2 separate regions of the Homo sapiens genome follow, and region 1 is linked to region 2. A link is an interaction called in ENCODE POLR2A ChIA-PET data of the cell type or tissue named here. Cell type or tissue: CD4-positive, alpha-beta T cell. All regions are shown on one strand. Each heading gives the region's core, and the rest is flanking DNA. Links, peaks and the distances in the headings are about the cores only. Region 1 has its middle 8.6 kb from the start of AMN1-AS1. Region 2 overlaps BICD1 (BICD cargo adaptor 1).

Evidence for each region. ChIA-PET counts read pairs that join two places held together with the same protein. Peaks named below come from ENCODE experiments on the same cell type or tissue, not always from the same donor. Only the 100,000 strongest peaks of a DNase experiment are listed, where the experiment ranks them.
Region 1: POLR2A ChIA-PET joins it to region 2 with 10 read pairs; 4 of 35 experiments call an interaction of 5 or more read pairs at or near these places.

Annotation. Positions count from the first base shown.
Region 1 is chr12:31,733,707-31,742,040 of GRCh38, reverse strand. No RefSeq gene overlaps it. Among named protein-coding and RNA genes, the nearest start is that of AMN1-AS1, 8.6 kb to the right of the region's middle. RefSeq lists an enhancer at 7,622-8,334. In CD4-positive, alpha-beta T cell, for the core only: no CTCF peak of the experiment used is centred there; DNase peaks (open chromatin) are centred at 3,264, 4,490, 5,430 and 8,140; H3K27ac peaks cover 1,137 bases.
Region 2 is chr12:32,287,086-32,295,419 of GRCh38, reverse strand. BICD1 (BICD cargo adaptor 1) reads right to left here. Exons shown (of 10, transcript NM_001714.4): 3 at 1,274-1,426. Among named protein-coding and RNA genes, the nearest start is that of FGD4, 110 kb to the left of the region's middle. In CD4-positive, alpha-beta T cell, for the core only: no CTCF peak of the experiment used is centred there; no DNase peak of the experiment used is centred there.

The DNA.
Region 1 (8,334 bases), core at 154-8,153, 550 kb after region 2:
AATTCTTCCTTGAATCTGTGGAGGATGGTGCTTGTTGTTTATAGTCATTCCTTCTCCCTTCCTCTTCTTTTTTAACAGAATCCTGATTTTGTTCAGGTATCAGATGGCCATGTGCTATAGGGGTATTCAGACTCATGCCCATCCTGAGGGATGAATTATGATTGATCTAAGTCATATCTCATTTCCCTTGGTAATGATTGGTTTAATCATAGCAAGTGCCATAGTACTGAGGATGCTGCTGTGAGTTCTTCTAGGCAAAGATTTTGTGTTCTTAACAAGAGAGATGTGAGAAAAATACAAGTACATGTTACCTGCCTCCAGGAACTTTAGTGTTCTCCTACCCTACCCTACAGTGTTATATTTCATTCAACAAACAACTGAGTGCTTAGTATGTGACAATGCATTGCTTATTTCTTAAACAGTGGCAAAAACAAATGCTTGAGAATCAGAAATATACTCAATTTTACTTTCTGTCTAACATGTCTAATGCCAATTCCAGCTGTCACATGCGTATTTCACAAGTAAAATGGAATAAGTCAAATAAGAGGCTCAAAGTAAAGCAATGAACTAGAATTTTCCTAACTTGCATCCTCAGTGCAAGGATGTATTGCTTGGACCTGCAGAGCCATCTTGAAAGCATGAGAGGAAAACTCAAGGGAATCACAGAGGTTCTGAGCAGGAATTATAATGTCATTAAGCCACTGAACAACCAACCCTGGAACTATCCTATTCTGACCTCCCTCCTCTTATTCTGACCTCCCTCCCTCCCCCGCTTCCTCTCTTCCTCTCTTCCTTCTCCTTCCTTCCTTTTCTCTCTCTTTTTTTTTTTTTTTTTTTTTTTGAGACAGTGTCTCACTCTGTTGTCCACTGGAGTGCAGTGGCACAGTCTTGGCTCATTGCAGCTTTGACCCCCCCCAGGCTCAAGCGATCCACTCACCTCAGCGTCCTAAGTAGCTGGGACTACAGGCATGTGCCACCACAGCTGGATATATATATATATATATTTGGAAGAGATGAGGTTTTCCCATATTGCCCAGTCTGGCATTCTGACTTTTCATGTGAGATTAAAACCTTATTTTTTTCTAGGACATAACCAAACACAATAATATTTGCAGTGGAAGGCTTTGTGGTTTGTGGTGGAAAGACTCTTAGTTGGCCCCACGATCCTTGCCTCCCCTTATGTGATCCTTTCCCCTTAGTGTGGGCAGGATCTGTGGCTCGCTTCTAACTGAAAGAAACAGTAAAGATGATGGGATGTATGTGATTGTGTGTACATGATTGGGGTCATGTTACATAAGATGGTAGCACCCATCTTTCTCCCCCTCCCCCAGTTTAGCTTTGAGGGCGCAGATGGCCATGTTAGAGGACTCTGCATGGCAAGAAATACAGGCAGCCTCTCAGAGCTGAGGGCAGCCTCCAGCCAACAGCCAACAAAAAACTTGAAGCTCTCAGTCCTACGACCTCAAGGAACTGAATTCTGCCATTAACATGAGTGAACTTGGAAGTGAGTCCTTCCCCATCTGAACCCAGGTGAGACTGCAGTCCCTGATGACAGCTCGATTGTAGCCTTTTGAGACCATAAGCAGAGGACCCAGTCAAGCCATGCTCAGACTCCTGCTACTTGGTAAATGTGTATTGTTACAAAACAATGAAACGCTAATAAGGGTATGGCTATTCACACCTTTTCCCCCTAATTTTTAAAATTTATCAATAAAAATTATTATTAAAAAATATAAATAGGCTGGGCGTGGTGGCTCACGCCTGTAATCCCAGCACTTTGGGAGGCCGGGGTGGGCGGATCACCTGAGATCAGGAATTCGAGACCAGCCTGGCCAACATGGTGAAACCCCGTCTCTACTAAAAATACAAAAATTAGCTGGGCATGATGGTGGGCGCCTATAATCCCAGCTACTCGGGAGGCTGAGGCAGGAGAATCACTTGAACCCGGGAGGCGAAGGTTGCAGTGAGCCGAGATCGTGCCACTGCACTCCAGCCTGGGTGACAGAGCAAGACTCCATCTCAACAAAGAAACAAACAATTAAACAAACAAACCAAAAAAATATATAATTTAAATAGCTTCACTCTCCTGTTCACCTGTTCAACTCCTCACTCCTCTTCCCATTCATTAATTGATTCCACATTTATCCACTCTTCACACAGAAGAGTCTGGGCAGCAAATACAGGAAAATCCTTTTGGCTTCAGAGTTTTTTGGGCTTCCAAATTGCAGATAAAGGACTGTGGGCTTTTAGTATATAGCCATAGAATCACTGGGGGATGGAACAAGACACTATTTGTAAAGGCTTGGAACAAGATTCAGCACACAGGAAGGGCTCAATAAATAATAGCTGTTATGGTGATTAGAATTAGAACTCCTGGGGCAGGTCTCTCTGACTGCTCTGTTACTCCTTGCAAGTCACTTCCTTTCTCCGGGCCTCAGTTTCCCCATTTTTAATAGGAGGGCCCCTCAGAGAAGCTCTCAAAAAGAGGGTTGAGCTCCTGTTCTGGAGGTGGCTCTGGACTGGGTGCTCATGAGCTGCAATACGAATTGCTCCTGAGCGAATGGTACACAGTCTGTTTGCGGCCTTAGTTTGTGGCAAGCCTGGGGAAATGGCTTCTCCTTGCCTAATCTCAGGTTCTCTACTGTCAAATGGGGCCAGAAGGTCACTCCCACCTAAACACATGAGAAAAGAGGCAGGACAAGGTGTACTCACTCTGGACTGGGCTTGTTTGTTTTTTAAAATATCATTTGAGGGGAAGAACAGATGCAAGGGTTTGCCTGGCTTCTCCTCATATACACAAAAGAACCCCCCACCACCCTAATCCCAACCCCCATCTCCACCCCAGCACAGAGCAGAGAGGAGTGACTCCTTGTCTCTGGCCTAGTCTTCTGTGCAATTGGAGTGAGGGCTGCAGGTCTTCACCTGCCCAGACCACCACACCCACCTCTGCATTCCCCATTTCTTTTTTTTCCTTATTTATTTATTTATTTTTGAGACAGAGTCTCGTTCTATCGTCCAGGCTAGAGTGCAATGGCACGATCTCGGCTCACTGCAACCTCCACCTCCAGGGTTCCAGCAATTCTCCTGCCTCAGCCTCCCAAGTAGCTGGGATTACAGGCGCATACCACCACACCCAGCTAATTTTTGTATTTTTAGTAGAGATGGGGTTTCTCCATGTTGGCCAGGCTGGTCTGGAACTTCTGAGCTCAAATGATTCACCCCCCTTGGTCTCCCAAAGTGCTGGGATTACAGGCGTGAGCCACTGCTTCCCCATTTCTTATGCAGTAATGATCTCTATCAGTGTTCCTCTCCTACCTCCCCCACCAGACTGTGAGTTCACGCCTAGCACCCTGCGTGTACCTCGATAAATGTGGAATCAATGAACAAATGGGAAGAGGAGTGAGGAGTTTACCAGGTGAACAGGAGAGTCAGACAACACTTTCAGCCTGGGCGTGCACTCAGTTGACAGCCCCACAGATGTTCAGCAGTGGTCAAATTTGAGTACATTTTGAAGACTGAGCCCAGAAACTCATTGAAGGATTAGAGGCAAGGAGGTAGAGATTGGAAAGAGACAAATCAAAGCTTTGTTCATTCATTCATTTTCAATTAGTAATTATTGGTTATTCACTAGGTATCATGTACTGTTTAAAGTGTTTCAGGCACAGTGGCAAACAAAAGAAAAGTCCCTGATTTCAAGGAACTTACATTCTAATTGATGGAGACAAGCAACAAACAAACAAATTAAGATATTACAGAGTGTTAACTGCTAAGAGAAAGGTAAAAGAGGGTGATGTAACAGATTTTTAGGAAGAATACATGTGGCTGAAAACCCAACTCAAAATGGGGTGTCTCATAATATCCAGTCATATGTACCATAATAGCTTTCTAAAATCTTGAAAATTTTGAATTCTGAGAATTGCCTGTCCTCATGCACTTTGAATAGGCTTTATATTACTATCCCCATATTACAGGTGAAAAAATAGAATTACTAAGGAGTCAAGTGATTCATTTTAGGCCAAAATAAGGATTCAGAAGCTGTAGTCAGAGACCAAGCTCTTAGTGACACAGCCTCCGTGGTTCTGAGATTCAAGAGCCTGTGATACTAAGATATCAAGTGTTATCACTGTCATCACAGCAATGCAAGATTGAAGGCAACAGATCCAGGCCCAAAGGTCCTGCAGATGCAATGCTGCTTGCCACCACCATCACCTCCTTCTCGGTCCCTGAAGGGCTTCCCACCTTGTGAGGAAGCTAAAGATTCTAGAGGGGATTAAGGAGAGGCATAGCCTTCGGGGAAGCCACCACCAGGCTCTAACCTATTCAAAACATGCTGCAATTCACTCCCCAAAGCCCCCTCCATTCTTCACACTGCCGCCCAAATGGTATTGAGGTAGGAGGTGGGACTCAACTCCAGACCAGATTGAAGACTGGCTGAAACAGAGAAGCATGGAAAGCACTTCTTCATAAGACACTCCTACCAGTGACGCGACAGTTTACCATTGCTGTGGCAACACCTAGAAGTTAGCACCACTCTCTCTGGCAATGACCTGGAAATTACCACCCCTTTTCTAGAAATTTCTGAATTACCTGCCCCTTGATTTGCATGTAATTAGAAGTGGGTATAAACATGATTAGAGAACTGCCTCTGAGCTGCTCCTCTCAATACACTGCCTATGGGGTAGCTCCGCTCTGCAGGAGCAGTCATGGAGCTGTCACACTGCCACATCAGAAAAGCTGTTTTCTGGCTGGGCATGGTGGCTCACACCGTAATCCCAGCATTTTGGGAGGCCAAGGTGGGAGAATCAGCTGAGGTCAGGAGTTCGAGACTGGCCTGGACAACATGGTGAAACCCCATCTCTACTAAAAATACAAAAAATATCCAGGCGTGGTGGGGAGCACCTATAATCCCAGCTTATTGGGAGGCTGAGGCACGAGAATTTCTTGAACCCAGGAGGTGGAGGCTGCAGTGAGCTGAGATCATGCCACTGTACTCCAGCCTGTGTGACAGAGCGAGACCATGTCTCAAAAACAAACAAACAAACAAACAAACCTGTTTTCTACTATCAGCTCACCCTTGAATTATTTCCTGGGTAAAGCCAAGGACTTCCCCAGGCTAAGCCCCAATTTTGGGGCTCACCTGTGTTGCACGGGTATCATTCCCCTTCTTTAAAACTTCAATACTGTCATTTCATTTTGAATAAGATTCAAAGTCAGGTGTGCAAGTGAGTGTGTGTGTCTGTGTGTGTGTGTTGCTTCTTCACAGCCCTGATGCATCAAAGTTAGTTTGGGTTTTTTTGTTGCTATGTTTTTTTAGAGATAAGGTCTTTCTCTGCTCTGTCAAAGACTTCAGGAAGAAAAAAAGAAAAAGAGGGCCTCACTCACTCTGTTGTCTAGGCTACAGTGCAGTGGCATGATCATAACTCACAGCAACCTCAAACTCCTGGGCTCCAGGGATCCTCCCACCTCAGCTATGACTACAAGCATGAGCCACCATGCCTGAATCAGACAGTTTGTTTGGGGGTTTTTTTTGTCTTTTTTTTTTTTTTTTTTTTTTTAAGATGGAGTCTGGCTCTGTTGCCTGGGCTGGAGTGCAGTGGCACGATCTCGGCTCACTGCAACCTCTGCCTCCCAGGTTCATGCCATTCTCCTGCCTCAGCCTCCCAAGTAGCTGGGACTACAGGTGCCCGCCACCAAACCTGGCTAATTTTTTGTATTTTTAGTAGAGATGGGGTTTCACTCTGTTAGCCAGGATGGTCTCCATCTCCTGACCTCATGATCCGCCCACCTCGGCCTCCCAAAGTGCTGGGATTACAGGTGTGAGCCACCGCGCCTGGCTTCTTTTTTTTTGAGACGGAGTCTCACTCTGTCACCCAGGCTGGAGTGCAGTGGCACAATCTTGGCTCACTGTAACCTCCACCTCCCGGGTTCAAGCAATTCCCCTGCCTCAGCCTCCCAAGTAGCTGGGACTTCATGTGCACGCCACCACACCCGGCTAATTTTTGTATTTTTAGTAGAGACAGGGTTTCACCATGTTGGTCAGGCTGGTCTCGAACTCCTGACCTCAAGTGATCTGCCTACCTCAGCCTCCCAAAGTGCTGGGATTACAGGCATCAGTCACTGCACCCAGCTGTTTTTTTTTTTTTTTTTTTTTTTTGAGACAGAGTCTGGCTCTGTCACTCAGGCTGGAGTGCAGTGGTGCCATCTTGGCTTACTACAACCTCTGCCTCTGAGGTTGAAGAGATTCTTGTGTCTCAGCCTTCCGAGTGGCTGGGATTACAGGCACCTGCCACCACATGCCAGGCTACATTTTGTATTTTTAGTAGAGATGGGGTTTCGCCATGTTGGCCAGGCTGGTCTCAAACTCCTGACCTCAAGTGATCCACCTGCCTCAGCCTCCCAACGTGCTGGGATTACAGGCGTGAGACACCAGGCCTGGCCCAAAGACAGTTTTTTGATCGTCAAGGTTTTACCTGATTTGGGCCCAGGCTCAGCCAATCCCATTTCCTCCTACTCCCTGCTCCATTCAGCCACACTGACCTCCTTCTGTCCTTCAAATGCTATCAAGCACATTTTTACTTCAGTGCCTTTCTTTTCCCTCTGTCTCTAAATCTCTGCATAGCTGCCTCCTTTTTAATCCTCAGATCTCAGCAGAAGTGTCACAGCGTCAGAGAAGCCTTCCATGACCACCTGAGCAAAAATAAATCTCTCTCTTTCTCTCAATCCGTCCTCCCCATCTTGTTCTTTATAGTTCGTATCTCCATATGCTGTTTTGTTTGTGTGCTTTTCTATCTCTCACACTAGAGTGTAAGCTCCTAGAGGACATATTCATGTACTGATACATCCCACCTGGTATATAACAGGTATTAAATATTTGTTTGAATGAATGTAAGTAATGGGGTTTGAAAGTCTGATTATCTGACAGAAATACCAGGCATTTGATTCCATTGCAATAACCAGTAATTGTGAGTTAGGAATTACATAACTTTCTAAAAATAAAAATAACAAGTGAAGCTAATCAAAAAAAGATGGTGGTTTAAGCTGTCATTGCGCTGGCTCCCAGCATCTTAGTGAAAGACCACAATTGTCATCCCTCTCACTGTTATGAAACTATAATAGGCTGGGCACAGTGGCTCGCGCCTGTAATCCCAGCACTTTGGGAGGCTGAGGCGGGAGGATCACCTGAGGTCAGGAGTTGAAGACCAGCCTGGCCAACATGGTGAAACCCCATCTCTACCAAAAATACAAAAAAAATTAGCTGGGCTTGGTGGTGGGCTCCTATAATCCCAGCTACTTGGGAGGCTGAGGCAGGAGAATCACATGAACCCAGGAGGCGGAGATTGCAGTGAGCCAAGATCACACCACTGCACTCTAGCCTGGGCGAGAGTGTGAGACTGTCTCAAAAAAAAAAGAAAAAAAGGAAACTATAATAATTATTATTTTGGCTCAGATGAAGCTATTCTTATTAATTTTCAAAATGTTTTTGATATTTAATCCCTTTACCAAAAAAATCAGTAATCTGTTGATGAGTTACTTATTTTCTAATTTCTCTCCTTCTCTACTCTAGGCTCTGAGAAGCTGACTTTTATTGATCGCATAAACGGGGATGCTTTGAGCTCTAACTTCTGGTTGGCTGAAGCAATGACAGCCGACAGCAGGACATCAAAAAGGGGATGAAGAATGGAGCTTGAAGGGTATTCCTGTAGCCCCTTCCTGGCTGGATCACAACAGGCTGGCTAGGTTGCCTTATCAAACTGAAACCGCCTTTGCAAAATTATCACTGAGACGGTGAAAGAGTTTTAACTTAACCGACTCCATCTTGCTTCTAACCTCCTTGTTCGTTCAGCATAGGCTGAACTAACTTTGAGAGAAACTTATAGTTTAAAACAAAGATGATAACAGCCCTTTCCCAAAGCACACCTCCTTCTTGCCTGGGGACTAGATTCCCTTTGTAGGACTAACATTAGCTACAAGATTAGAAATTATGGTTTAAGAGTCATGCAACTAGAGGCTTCAAGATTTTCTTCAAATATCTCAGTGCTTGAGATATTTTCCAGACCCTGCAATTGCCGGATCAGCTGGCACCACCCAGATGGATAAACTGGCTAATCTGATCTTGTGGCTCCCACCCAGGAAGTGACTCAGCACAAGAAGACAGCTTCAACTCCCTATGATTTCATTTCCGTCCTGACCAATCAGCACTCCCGGGTCACTGGCTTCCCCCAACCCACCAATTTATCCTTAAAGATTCTGCTCCTGGCTGGGCGTGGTGACTCGCACCTGTAATCCCAGCACTTTTGGAGGTTGAGGTGGGTGGATCACCCGAGGTCAGGAGTT
Region 2 (8,334 bases), core at 129-8,128:
TAGGCTGTTGATCTGAACTGAGAGGTGGCAACAGCGTTTAGACCAGAATAGAGGTGTCGCTGAGGAAGCACCTTGAAAAGAACTCGAACATCCAATTCACCTTTGCTTAATTAACTACTCGATTCAACTGTATTCATAAATAAATTCTTCTAAAATTACAGATTCAATAATTATTAATAGTTCTGAAAATCCACAATGCAAACCAATCAGGAAAATTAAGCTATCAAACCCCCATTACAGCAAAAAAATCATTTAAATGTACGAATGTAATCTTTGTAGTCAGGTTACAGCTGAAAAAGAAAACAGGCATTTTCTTTTTCTTTTTTTTTTTTTTTTTCGAGACGGAATCTCACTCTGTCACCCAGGCTGGAGTGCAGTGGTGTAATCTCGGCTCACTGCAACCTCCGCATCCTGGGTTCAAGCAATTCTCCTGCCTTAGCCTCCTGAGTAGCTGAGATTACAGGTACCCACCAACATGCCTGGCTAATTTTTGTATTTTTAGTAGAGACGGGGTTTCATCATGTTGGCCAGACTGGTCTCAAACTCCTGACCTCAGGTGATCCACCCGCCTCGGCCTCCCAAAGTGCTGGGATTACGGGCATGAACCACCACGCCCGGCCTCTTTTTCTTATAATTTTGCTCTTCTTGATTTATACTTCATAATCCATTCCCCTCTACGATTTGAAAGCAATTTACAGAAAAAATTTTAAGGGAGTGAGAGACCAGTGATTGTAGGGAGACCCTAAGCTCATAGACAAGCTTACAGACCCAGGCTTTTTTTTTTTTTTTTTTTTTTTTTAAGACGGAGTCTCACTCTGTCACCAAGGCTGGAGTGCAGTGGCACAATCTGGGCTCACTGCTACCTTGACGTCTTGGGTTCAAGTGATTCTCCTGCCTCAGCCTCCCAAGTAGCTGGGATTACAGGAACACACCACCATGCCCGGCTAAGACTCAGGCTTTTAATGAGAAGTTGTCAGGTTAAATTTGTTACGATACATTTGACTTATGAAATAAATGAACACAGAGCTAAAATAAAAACTAAAATTCTTTTTCTTATTCAATAAAACTTTAGTGTACACTATACTACTTACAGGTGTATTTTTTCCTTCTATATTTTAGCTGAAATAGGAGGGTTGGGACATTGCAGTACATAAATGTTATAGAGAGAAGATAAAAGAGTAACAATAAATTCTGACAAGTTTGGAGATTTAACCCTAGTGGTCAGAAGATGTAGATCCATCTTCAGTATAACAAAAAATTTCTTAAACCTTACCTGGTTCTGCTTCAACGTGGACACTAGTTTCTGCAATGTGATATTTTCTTCTTCCAATTCAGTATAGTCCTGAAGGAGCCGTGCCTCCCGGAACTTATATTCTCGGATTTCATCCTTCATCCGTATTCTCTGTAGCTCCACCATCTCATTGTTCTGAAACAACAGAGTAAACAGTCAATATATAACTCTCTTATTGTAGATTTTACAAGGTGTAAAGTCCTGGTAGTTAAAAATAATAATAAAAACACCTCATGGGGTGTAAATTGTTACTGCATTTTTTCGAATGGCAATTTAGTGGTATCTGTCAAAAACTTAAAAGCACATATATATTACCCAGCAATTCAACATCTAAAAATCATTCTTAAGTATGTTTTCATAGAAGTAAATAGAAACAGAAACAAATCCATGTATACTTACACAAAAAATTGGAAACAGTCTAAACGTTTGCTATTTGGGGAACACATTATCATGCATCCATTGAACGGAACATTATAAAATTATTTTAAGAAACGAGAAAGGCCGGGCGCTGTGGCTCACACCTGTAATCCCAGCACTTTGGGAGGTCAAGGTAGGTGGATCACCTGAGGTCAGGAGTTTGAGACCAACCTGGCCAACATGGTGAAACCCCGTCTCTACTAAAAATACCAAAAAAAAAAAAAAAATTAGCCAGGCGTGGTGGTGGGCGCCTGTAATCCTAGCTACTTGGGAGGCTGAGGCAGGAGAGTCACTTGAACCTGGGATGCGGAGGTTGCAGTGAGCCGAGATCAGGCCACTTCACTCCAGCCTGGGCAACAGAGCAAGACTCTATCTCAAAAACAGAAAAAAAGAATGAGGAGAAACTTTATTGTACTAAAATGGAAATGTAGTCACAATATATTATTAAATGTGAAAAGCAAGTCATAGATTAGTATGCATATTAGGATCCCAGGTATGTTAGAAATACAGGGAACACACACATACACAGATACATGCACACTTCCATGTCAGAAAAAATATTTGTAAGAATATCCAGAAAACTGTCAATAGCGGTGACTTATAAAGAATTAGACTGGGCAAGCCACAGGGATAAGGAGAGGAGCCTATTCGTTTGATTTTATGTCCTTCTGGATCATTTCAATTTTTTTTTTAACAACAAGCTTGTATTACCAGGACTTATGTGTAAAGTTACAGGATATAAATCAATCAATTAAGTAAAATATTTAACTTTTTCCATAAACTTATATGGCAAGTATAAGCTATGTTTTAGTTCAAAATGTATAATGACCACATAACAGATATAAACATTTATACATGTAACATATTCATAGTCATGGAAAGATGGGATATAAAAGTTTTCTTTTAATTAAGGATTAATTAGATTTGTTTCCTATTCAAACAAAGAGAAATATGGGAAGAAGTATCATAGAAACCAAAAACCACATTTTCTTATGTAATACCTAGATATCCATATGCGAAAAAAATAAGTCATGATGCATTTGGCCTTCACACCATAATTTGCAGAGCCTTGATATAGTGGTAGGTAGGACTGACAATGAATAGAAACTGCTATTGCAACACAGATGAATCTCACTAATATATTGACTGAAATAAGCCAGATGCAAAAGACTACATACAATATGATTCTGCATGTAAAGTTCAAAAACATGCTATGTAGGTTCAATTGTCTCCCAAAAAAGACATGTTGAAGTCCTAACTCCCAGGGTCTTTACAAAGGCAAAAATTAAAATGAGATCATTAGAGGAGGCCCAATCCGATAGGGCTGCTGTCTTTATAAAAAGGGGAAATTCAGCCACACAGAAACTGACACATACTTCTGCATGTGGGATGGGAAGACTATGTGAAGAAACACAGGGAAAAGATGGCCACGTGACCATGGAGGCAAAGACCGAAGTGACCCATCTACACGCCAAGGAACATCAAGGATTGCCAGCAAACACCAGAAGCCAGGAAGGGGCAAGGAAAGGCCTTTCCCTAGAGCTGCCAGAGGGAGCATGGCCCTGCCGACACCATGATTTCTGACTTTTGGCCTCCAGAACTGTGAGACGATAAATTTCTGTTGTTTTAAAGCCACCCAGACTTTGTTACGGCAGCCCTAAGAAAAGAATACCTGGGCAAAACTAATCTACAGTGACAGAAGTAAATGCACTGTTATCTTTGCAGGAGGGTAGGGTGACATCTGCAAGCACTAGAAACATTTTAAAGGTCTCTATCCTAACAGAGAGCCAGCTCTAGAAGTATACCTGACTTTCCGACATATGCTTTCAAATGTCTCTCATCTTGCTTCATAGTCCACAGATTTTTTTTTTTTAAAGACATGTTCTCACTCTGTCACCCATGCTACAGTGCAGTGGCATGATCACGGCTTACTGCAGTCTTGACCTCCCAGGCTCAAGTGATTCTCCCACCTCAGCCTCCTAAGTAGCTGGGACTACAGGTGTACACCAGCACAACTGGCTCATTTTTGTATTTTTTGTAGAGATGGTATTTCACTATGTTGCCCAGGCTGGTCTCAAACTCGTGAAGGCAATCCTTCTGCCTCAGCCCCCAAAGTGCTGGGATTACAGGTGTGAGCCACTGTGCCCAGACTTCTACAAATTTAATATATATTTTTTTTTTTGGTAGAAGCAGGGTCTTGCTCTGTTGCCCAGGTGCCTTAATCACAGCTTATTGTAGCCTTGACCTCCCAGGCTTAAGTGATCCTCCCACCTCAGCCTCCTGAGTAGCTGGGCCTACAGATGCACACCATCACGCCCAGCTAATTTTTAAATTTTTTATAGAGGTGGGGTCTCGCCATGTTGCCTAAGCTGGTCTCGAATGCCTGGGCTCAAGCAATCCTCCTGCTTTGGCCTCCCAAAGTGCTGGGATTATAAGCGTGAGCCACTACACCCGGCCCATATTCTATAGATGTTAACTGTAAATAACTCCCTTTGTCTCTGGTTTTCAGAGGCATGTTCAGTTGTCTATTTGAACATGGTGATGTTTTTTCTTCTGACTTGACTCCTGAGTACAGCTCTTCCTAGTTCTGTTTATGCATATGTGAAAACAACAAATTATAAACACATAATCTTTCATGTAAAAAATGAAAAATTCAACTCCAAAATCACTGATGCAGTTCCAGCTAATAAAATAGGCAGACACTGTAATCTCTAAGTAGTGGCGTTAGCTCAGAGTTTTGGGGAGGATAAGGGGTTGTTGACTGTGGTGTAAAGACAGATGTTAAAAAAATTATTCTGACACTTGTTAAAATGGTAAGGAAGACTTCATTCAAAACCATTGCAATTGGAGGGGGGAAAAGAAGGGGCTCAACTCTGAAACAGCAAGAGCAAGTGAAGATTTATAGCCAAGAACAGCATGAGGATGTCAAAGGATGGGAAATTGCTAAAAGAACACATCAAGGGCAGGGGAATTCTTGCTAAGCTGGCCTAACAGGACTCTTGCTAAAGGCAGTCCAAGGACTTAGACATCAAAAAGGTGGAGGATGAAGAACTTGATCAGATATCAAGGGTAATTAGATATCTAGGGTTGGGAGATGACTTAGCAGAATTCCTTGCTAAGGCTGGGCTGGGCAAGCCAAAGCTGGGGGTGGAGCAAGCTTGAAGCCTGGTCCAAAAGAGACATTAGCAGAGCATGACTGAAGCTTGGTTAAGGAGAGAGTCTTTGACACCTCACAGTCATGAACTGCAGTCTGATAGGAATGAAAGCTAAGAAAGTTTGCAAGACACTTTACCTGGTGATAATATGAATATAGATCCTAACTTGGGCAGGGCCAAAGCTTTTTTGGCATCAGAAGATTTTTATCCATTCTGTATCTTATCATCATAAAAGCTCACTGGCTAGCTTGTAAGGAGTTCCCCAGAGACGTGCAGATTTCATCAATTTAATGTAATATCCTATGGAATGTAATCATCAATCCTGAAGCTGAAGCTATACAAACTAATTGGTTGTTTTGGAAACCTGCTTTCAACCTACTATATGTAACCTCATTTATATATAAGGGGTTGGAGCTCCTTGTTATTCAGAATGCTTCTAGGCTGTCTGGCGTTTTTCACTTTAGCTCTCATTATAATAAACTGGTAACTCCAACAGAGTCATTTCATCAACACTTTAGTAATTCACCTATGCCTACTCCACCAGTTGACTTTAGCCTAATCCTCCCTTTACAGCTTCCCTCTGTTTTTATCAGTGCTGACCTCTTAAAGCAATTCTGTAGGTCACAAGTGTCAACATAGAAGTCTTCTGAAAATAGAGTTTGCCAACTTAAAAGAACCTTACCAAAGGCTTCTATGAATTTCCTAAAAACAAAAAAATGGGCTTCTGTTTCTTGCCTCTCTACAGGAGATTATTTTAAGCAAATATGCCTGAATTTATGAAATAGTAAATATTGGTATATAATACTGTTTAAAGGTGGTTTTCCCAGCTCTAGAAAGCTACGCCCAATCATCCTCTATAAACAACAGACTCTGGGGCTGGGTGCGGTGGCTTACGCCTGTAATCCCAGCACTTTGGGAGGCCAAGGTGGGCGGATCACAAGTTCGAGAGATCAAACCATCCTGGCCAACATGGTGAAACCCTGTCTCTACTAAGAATACAAAAATTAGCTGGGTGTGGTGGCACGCGCCTGTAGTCCTAGCTACTTGGGAGGCTGAAGCAGGAGAATCACTTGAACCTGGGAAGCAGAAGTTGCAGTGAGCTGAGATCGCACCACTGCACTTCAGCCTGGCAACAGAGCAAGACTGTCTTAAACAAACAAACACACAAACAAACAACAGACTCTGATATCACAATAGATATATGGAATAGCAAAAAAGAATTTTCTTATTTCTGCCAAGATAACTGAAAAAAGTTAGCAATGACCCCAAAAAATCATAAAATACAATTTACATACAATACCTACTTTCACACTCTGTGGGTATGGTGCAGTGGGGAAGTGGAGGTCCCTTTGCAAGTTTCAGAAGCTTTCAAAGAAGTCACATGATCTGGCCCTACCTCTGTCTCCAACCACTCTGCCCCTCAATCTTTGGCTCTGGCCGCAGGAGCTTTCCTTCTGCTCCTCTATCCCATTGGACATGCCAGCTTGCTTCTGCCTTGAGGCTTCTATACTCCTCTTTCCAGAACTCCCTGCCTTTAGATCAAGGGCTCCTAATCTCATAATGTGCTTGACCCTCTTTGACAATGTGCTGAAGCCTATGTACCTCTTCTCAGAATAATATTTTAAAAAGTGTAAAAGACAAAATTACAGAAAACACCGAACATGTTAAAATTACTATAATTTTTTTTTTTTTTGAAAGAGTCTTGCTCTGTCACCCAGGCTGGAGTACAGTGGCATGATCTTGGCTCACTGCAACCTCCGCCTCCCAGGTTCAAGTGATTCTTGTGCCTCAGTCTCCCAAGTAGCTGGGATTACAGGTGCCTGCTACCACACCTGGCTAATTTTTGTATTTTTACTAGAGACAGGATTTCGTTGTGTTGGCCAGGCTGGTCTTGAACTTCTGACCTCAAGTGATCCACCTGCGTTGGCCTCCCAAAGTGCTGGGATTACAAGTGTGAGTCACCAAGCCCGGCCAACTTATTATAATAATTTTTAAAATTATGACATAGGCTGGGCACAGTGGTTCATGCCTGTAAACCCCACACCTTGGGAGGCTGAGATGGGAGGATCACTTGAGTCCAGGAGTTTGAGACCAGCCTGGGCAACATGGTGAGCCCCATCCAGAAGATTATTTTGTACAAAAAAAGAACATGCCAAAATTAGCCAGGTATGGTGGTGCACACTTTTAGTCCCAGCTAGTCAGGGGGCTGAAGTGGGAGGATTGCTTGAGCCCCAAAGGTCAAGCCTGCAGTGAGCCATGATCATGCCACTACACTCCAGCCTGGGCTACAGAGTGAGACCCTGTCTCAGAAAAAAAAAAAAAAAAAAAAAAAATTAGGACTTGGTAGGTGACAGGTAAGTATATTAATGGCCCCCAATTAATCACACTTCCCTGAAGTCACAACCCATGGAATTCCCTCTCAAACTGACTGAGCTGGCCTTTGGATTTGTTATGACCCACAGAAGACAGTGGAAGTGCTGGGGAGTTCTGAGCCTGAGCCTCACGGGGCTTTGTGGCTCATGCTCTTGCTGTCTTGTAACACTGTGACTATGTGAAGAGCCCCAGGGTAGCCTGTTGGAGCCATGTGGCCCAGCCTGCAGTCAGCACCAGCTGCTGGGCATGGGAGGAAGGCCATCTTGGACTATTTGGCCCAGTGGGGCTGTCAGATGACTGCAACCACATGAGCAATCCTGGCAAGTCCTTAAGAACCACCCAGCCGAGGCCGGGCACAGTGGCTCATGCCTGCAATCCCAGCACTTTGGGAGGCCGAGGCGGGCGGATCACAAGGTCAAGAGATCGAGATCATCCTGGCTAACACGGTGAAACCTCGTTTCTACTAAAAAATATAAAAAAGTAACCAGGTGTGGTGGCGGGCACCTGTAGTCCCAGCTACTTGGGAGGCTGAGGCAGGAGAATGGCGTGAACCCAGGAGGCAGAGCTTGCAGTGAGCCAAGATCGTGCCACTGCACTCCAGCCTGGGCGACAGAGACAGACTCCATCTCAAAAAAAAAAACAAAAAAAAAAACACCACCCAGCTGAGCACAGCCCAAATTGCTGACCAACAGAATCATGGGTTATTGTTTAAAGCTCCCAAATTGTGGGTCATTCATTACCCAGTAATACATAATCAATACAGTAATACATGTGCTTCTTTATTAACACAATTAGAATCAGATCTAGTATCACATCCAAGAAATCTCATAATTTCAAAGCAATGATAACATTTCAAGACACCTGTGAAAACTGAGATATAATTTAAAAAAACTATACTTTCTACTGGTAACAAAGTAACAAGTGCTACTAGTACTACTGAGATTTGTTGTCTACATTCAAATAGAAGAAAATGCTAAATTTCAGTCTGAGTTGAGTGAAAATACAGATGTAATTATTTTTCTGATCCAAGTCTATAGACCTCCTGAAATCTATCCACAGACTCCCAGAAACTCAGCTGAAAAACTCTTCTGTGTTTAC